Regions from separate parts of the Homo sapiens genome. Here region 1 is linked to region 2. Evidence: read pairs that join two places in POLR2A ChIA-PET (ENCODE). Cell type or tissue: K562. All regions are shown on one strand. Each heading gives the region's core, and the rest is flanking DNA. Links, peaks and the distances in the headings are about the cores only. Region 1 has its middle 35 kb from the start of ADO. Region 2 has its middle 190 kb from the start of ADO.

Region 1 (2,915 bases), core at 159-2,658, 150 kb after region 2:
ACACACGCACACACACACACACTTAACTCAGCCATATGAAAGCATTATGAATCTCTATGAGGAGTGCTTTTTTTTCAACCACTGCAAAATAATTGTGTATCTCATAAATGTAGAGATCCATTTTTAATATGGAAACTTGTGAACTTACTGATTCTTTCCTATTGACAAAAACCTTCAATCCTTGGATTTCTATTTCTTCTCCAGACCACGCTCATCTAACTTCCCAAGCAACACTCCAGTACACACAAAATTACATTCTAAATTACATTGATTTTGACTTCATTTTAAGTTACATTGTATTTCTTTCTATTGAACCAAAGGGCAAATTTGAGCAACTAATCTCCTGCTAAATACAGCCATCAAAGAGGAGAACCCCCCACCCAGCGCACGCACGCACACACACACATACACACACACACACACACACACACTGCTCTTCATAATTTGAATCTAATCTGAGGAAGAAGAGCCCTCATCAAGTCGAGCACCAAAGCTCTCTGGCAAGATGCAATCTGACCTTAATGGCACAATTATGACTCTCCTGCACATCCTGTTACTTGTTTCCTTCAATCTTCATTACATTCATGACTTATTTCACATCTTCAATTTCAGCTAGTGCTTAATTGAGCTCCTAAAGTAGTTTAATTAGTTGCTGGTAAACATTTATGACTTAGGCCACAGATCCACTGTATGCTACAGCACCCACCAGAGTGGGGGCGAGGGGAGAAACGGGAGTCTCTGCTGTCCCTGTTTGTCCCATCGGCTAACTGGTAAGAGATCTTTATGTGTGTTCTCTTTCAAATGACAGCAACTGACTAATAGCTGATAACAATCCCTACTTTATCAAAGACAACACCATTATTTTCATATACTAACGCTATCAAAGAAAGTGCCGCCACTCAAGTAGACAGGCTGCTGCCTAGTTAGCAATGGGGCAGTCCAGAGGGGTCCCATCTCCTAATTAACCATCCGTCTAGGGACCTCAGCCTGTCTCCGCACTAATCTTTCAAGAGCTATCAAAACGAGCAAAGCAAGTAGTAGATATTTCAGCCCTTAGCTTTATGGGATATAATTCCTGTCTCATTGAATCATTCATTCAATAAATATTTCCTGAGTACCCACGCAACCCAACTGAGGACACCATAATCCAATAGTTCCCAGAATTTAGACTTAATAGATCAGTAAAATTTCAAAAATATTTGATGGGTTAACAAATGCTGCCAATTTTTACTTTTGTTGAGGGAGGCCAAGGCAAGATGAGCAATGGGTCTCCCCACTCAGAGAGTGGAACAGAACTGGCTAATGGTAGAGGAATGGCAGGAAAAAGGTAACTGTAAATAAGCAGACACATGTGCAGGATGAGAAACATGCAAAAAGTAAAAAACATTCTCTGGTCTCAAAGTTGAATGTGTTAAGAAGACTTGAAAATGGTAACAGAGGCATACCCATAGCCAAGTTAGTAAAGCTTGGAGGAGGGATAGCACCATAGCTGTAATATTAATAACTAGGCGGACTGTTTTTCCAGCTCCCTCCCTCCCCACCATATTTCCAGAGACAGGCCCACATCACCCTAGCAAAGGGCTCAGCCACCATCAGGGTCTAAAGCCAGCTATCTCATAGCCAGGGAAATCTTGCTGAGTCATCCTGGGCCCATCCAAGTCAGCTGTGACCCTGATTTTGGTTACTGGGCTTTCTTTGTGACCCAGCCTGTACCTTCTAGCCCAGTTTCTGTTAACTCTTTTCTTCTTTGACTCCTGGGGCCTTTTCTTGGCTTCTTTCCAGTAGCCCACCAGTCTTCTCCAGGATGGGAATTTTAACTCTTTAAGTCTCAGTCCTCATGCTGAGTCTCTGACACCTATAGCCAAGCATTCCCAGTAAGAGCTCCCACACAGATGAAACATTGACAATTGCTTATTCCCCCTCCTGCTGCTGGGAAGCCCCTGGTAGGCTTTCTCTGAACTTCCTGCCAGCCAGCCTCCCTGCCTGAACCTACAGGTATTGCTTGTTACCAGACTTTGCTGATGCTATTCCACCCACCAAAGAAAACTGGTTCCAAGGGAGCTGGCAACCCCAGAAATAGTGTTCAACATTCTGCTTGCATATATATGTGTGTTTGTAATTTCTAGAGAGAGCTCTTAGCACTTCTCAGCTTCTAAAAGAGTTCCATGACTCTGAAAAGGCAAACACAAAAACAAAACCCACTGCACTAGGGCCATTTCCTGACTGAGAAATCTGACTTTTGTATTCCAGGCTGGTATTTATTCTTATTTTATAACAAAGCCAGGCTTTAATGAGGGGAATGCATTTACAAAGGATCCCTAGTGTTTGCAGAAACCAGGATTTAAGTCCAGTTTTCCTATTTCCTTTCTAGTTCACCTCGGGCCTATGTGCGGTCTTCTATCAAACAACTTTTATATTTCCCTTTCTTGGTCATGCTACCCACTGGCATCTCTTTTTAACAAGATAATACAGTGCTTGGCACATTGTAAGCACTTAACACATGTCAGCTGTTGATATTATTTCTCTCAATGAAGTGGGACCTCTTAGTTTAGAAAAGTGAAAATTCATGTTTTCATGGCTCTTCTCCCTGGAAAACAATCAGTTTAATTCCTACACAAGTTCCTTTTCCTAAGAAAAGGCAGACTCCTCCACATGTGCCCTTAGTTTCTCTAAGCCTCAGAGAGATGCAGGATGACAGGAAAGTGCAGACCTGCCCCCAGACGATGTTTATGTCTCAATGGCCACGAATATGAAGAAGTATGGGTTTGATAGTCAATGCCTGTCCAAGGAAAACCGGGAGGTAGTTTGTACAGTCCGTGAGGGTACCCTGGGAGTTTTCCTTCATCATTTCATGTGGTCTCTCTGTCCCTCTCACTACTTTAGCAAGTAGCTAAAGTATTAGCTGGTAAATGAGG
Region 2 (2,915 bases), core at 143-2,642:
AAAAATGCAACATAATCCCTACATATGGTAGTTACTTTCTTACCCAATATCAATTCTCCCCTTCTTCCTAACAATCCAAATCCTGATTGTATTTGGAATTTCAATTCATTCAAGTCATCAAATATATCTCCCATTCTCTTTGCCACTAGGGATATCTATCCAGTCCCATTCTGACCAAAGAGAGAGAAGCAAGAGTCACTAAGTGCAGCTTCCAGGAAAGCTCTGTAGAAGGAGCAGGCTTCATTAGTGAATACCTTATTAACTTCCCTTTTTCCAGTCTGGAAGTTGGATATAGAGAAAGAACAGTCATTTTGTGACCACTGGGTGACAAGCATGAAGAAAACAGCCACAAATTAAAGAGAGCTGAGCAGAAATCTACATGGAAACAGGGGCCCTAATGATTAATCATATTATAGAGTTATCACGGCAACCTTGGCTATCTAAAAAAAATTAGTCCCCTAATTTGTCTAAGATATTGATCAACTGGGCTTTTGGTTACTTGCAGCTGAACACAATCCTAACTGCCACTTGACTACCCATGGCCTAGGGGAGTAAACAGATTTCTAAGATATGATGCCTTCCAGGTTGATAAGCAGTTATGTGAACAGAGCACAGAATGGATAGATCTGCTTTGATGGAGGAGAAACAACTGGTCAAAAAGGGTTTCGGAAAGGAAGAGATGCTTGAGTTGGGTCTTGGAGGATGAGTCATTCCCCAGCCACGAAGGAGTAGAAATGGCATCCAGGTTGACAGGACATACACGCAAAGACAAGAGAAGTGAAATAACGTGGCACACTCAATAATGTCGCTGAAATGACTTCATCTGACTGGGAAGAGGATGCTTGTGGGATGAGGTGGGGGATGACATCGAAGAGGGTAGAAGCCAGGTCATAAAAAGACTTGTGGGATCTTGGACAAGTCACAAAGCCAGTTCACCTCCAGTTTCCTCAGCTATAAAGAGAGGGGGTTCACTGAGAGGAGGGGGTAGCTCTGACCAGGGGGCTGCTCTGCAACCATCCCTTGCGGAACACTGGTTGGAGGCTCTGGCTCCTTTGCAAGACCCGGAAGTTTCCACAGGAAGTGCTGTCCTGCCTGGCCCGCCTCCCTTGGTTTCACACTGCATGGTGTAGTCCAAGGACTGCACTGGCATTTCAGTTTGAACACTAAGCGGTGACTCAGAACCAACAGAAGTGTGGACAACTGTTTACTAAGAAGGCAGCCTTTGGTGTGACAAATTAGAGTGGGCTGCTGGATTGTGCAGCACTCATGAGCTAGGCAGCTTGGAAATAGCACATACCATCGCATTGGGCAGTTGATTCATTTCTTGTCCTGTCTTGCCAGGCAGGGCATCACATGCCAACCCAGTCAGACCCACCATCTATATCCAGGCCAGGGGAAGTGTTCTTTTTTTCTTTTTCTTTTTCTGGATGATGCCTTAAGTACTCTGAGATTTGTACCAGCATCCCTTGTTTGTTTTTTAAAATAACTCTATTATCCAGGAATATGACACTTTCTACTATTCATATGTTTAGTTTCCTTAACCTCTTGGAGCCAAAAGATTGCAGTCTATAGAGAGGACCATAAAGTTTTAGAGTCATGAATTAGCTTCTAGATCATCAAGCAATGTCAGCACTTCAATTCGCAGAATATTAAAAACCAACAAATATATATGGATATGCTAGGTATAAGGAAGTGTGATGGGCTAGATACTGTAAGAGAACAGATAACAAGGAGGTGATTCCTGGCCTTAAGCTTAGACTAACCTTTAGAGGCTAGTTTAAGCTTACACTCTAGATTGCGAGGCCAGGAAAGCCACGTGGCAGACAGATCAGGATTTGAACTCTGGCTCTAGGGATGATGACAATGGGTGCAACTTGGACTCATTCTCTTAATCTTTTCCAGTTTCTCTTTACTCATCCACAAAACAGGGATAATAGTACCTGCCTCCCATGGCAGATGTGAGAATTAGAGATCATGTGTGTAACAGCTACAGTGTGCAGTGGAGAGTAGTTAGTTGCTCAGCAAATGATGGTTATTCCTATTATCATTAAGTTAGAAAGCTAAATAATTTGAAGCAATTATAAAAGATACGTTGAATGACAGTCCAAAATACTTGCTGAATTCATGGTTTGAAGTGTCAGGGACTTTCTTACCTATACATCTTTCCTGTGGTTCTCACTAGAGACCTGGGAAAAATAACCCCATTTGTAGATGAGAACACTGAGGATGGAGAGAATTGAAGTGGAAACATTTAATTTGGACATTTGGAAACATTCAGTAAGAGGTGGAGCCAGGATTTGATCCTATGTGCTTTCTGCACTGCAATAGCTTCTTGCCAGGAGACCTTCAGAAGCTTCAATTCAGAAGAGAGAGAATCATGAAGCTGAGGTGGGCTGGGAAGCTTCAGAGGAGGTAACGGCAGTTCATCTGAACCCATCATTTGCTCCACCAATAATTAATACCTACTATTTGCAAAGAATTGTTCTGAGCAAGACTGACAAGATCCCTGTCTTTGTGGGGCTTGTGCAAAGAGGAGGATTTGAAGGGCTAAGTGGAGAGGAAGAAGGGAAAGGATATTTCAGGTGTGGAGTGTGTATCTAGAATCATTTCCTTAAAGGAATCTGGCTCAACCTCAGGCACCTACAAAGCCACCTCCTTTCTGCCTCCAGTATTTCCTTCCTTCGCCTTCCTTCCTTCCTTCCTTCCTTCCTTCCTTCCTTCCTTCCTTCCTTCCTTCACTTTGTCACCCAAGCTAGAGGCCAGTGGGGTGATCTCGGCTCACTGCAACCTCCGCCTCCTGGGTTCAAGTGATTCTCCTGCCTCAGCCTCCCTAGTAGCTGGGATTACAGGCCTGCACCACCATGCCCGGCTAATTTTTGTATTTTTAGTAGAGGCATGATTTTGCCATGTTGGCC

The links. Peaks named below come from ENCODE experiments on the same cell type or tissue, not always from the same donor. Only the 100,000 strongest peaks of a DNase experiment are listed, where the experiment ranks them.
Region 1: POLR2A ChIA-PET joins it to region 2 with 5 read pairs; 2 of 35 experiments call an interaction of 5 or more read pairs at or near these places.

Annotation. Positions count from the first base shown.
Region 1 is chr10:62,768,109-62,771,023 of GRCh38, forward strand. No RefSeq gene overlaps it. Among named protein-coding and RNA genes, the nearest start is that of ADO, 35 kb to the right of the region's middle. In K562, for the core only: no CTCF peak of the experiment used is centred there; a DNase peak (open chromatin) is centred at 1,653.
Region 2 is chr10:62,613,793-62,616,707 of GRCh38, forward strand. No RefSeq gene overlaps it. Among named protein-coding and RNA genes, the nearest start is that of ADO, 190 kb to the right of the region's middle. In K562, for the core only: no CTCF peak of the experiment used is centred there; no DNase peak of the experiment used is centred there.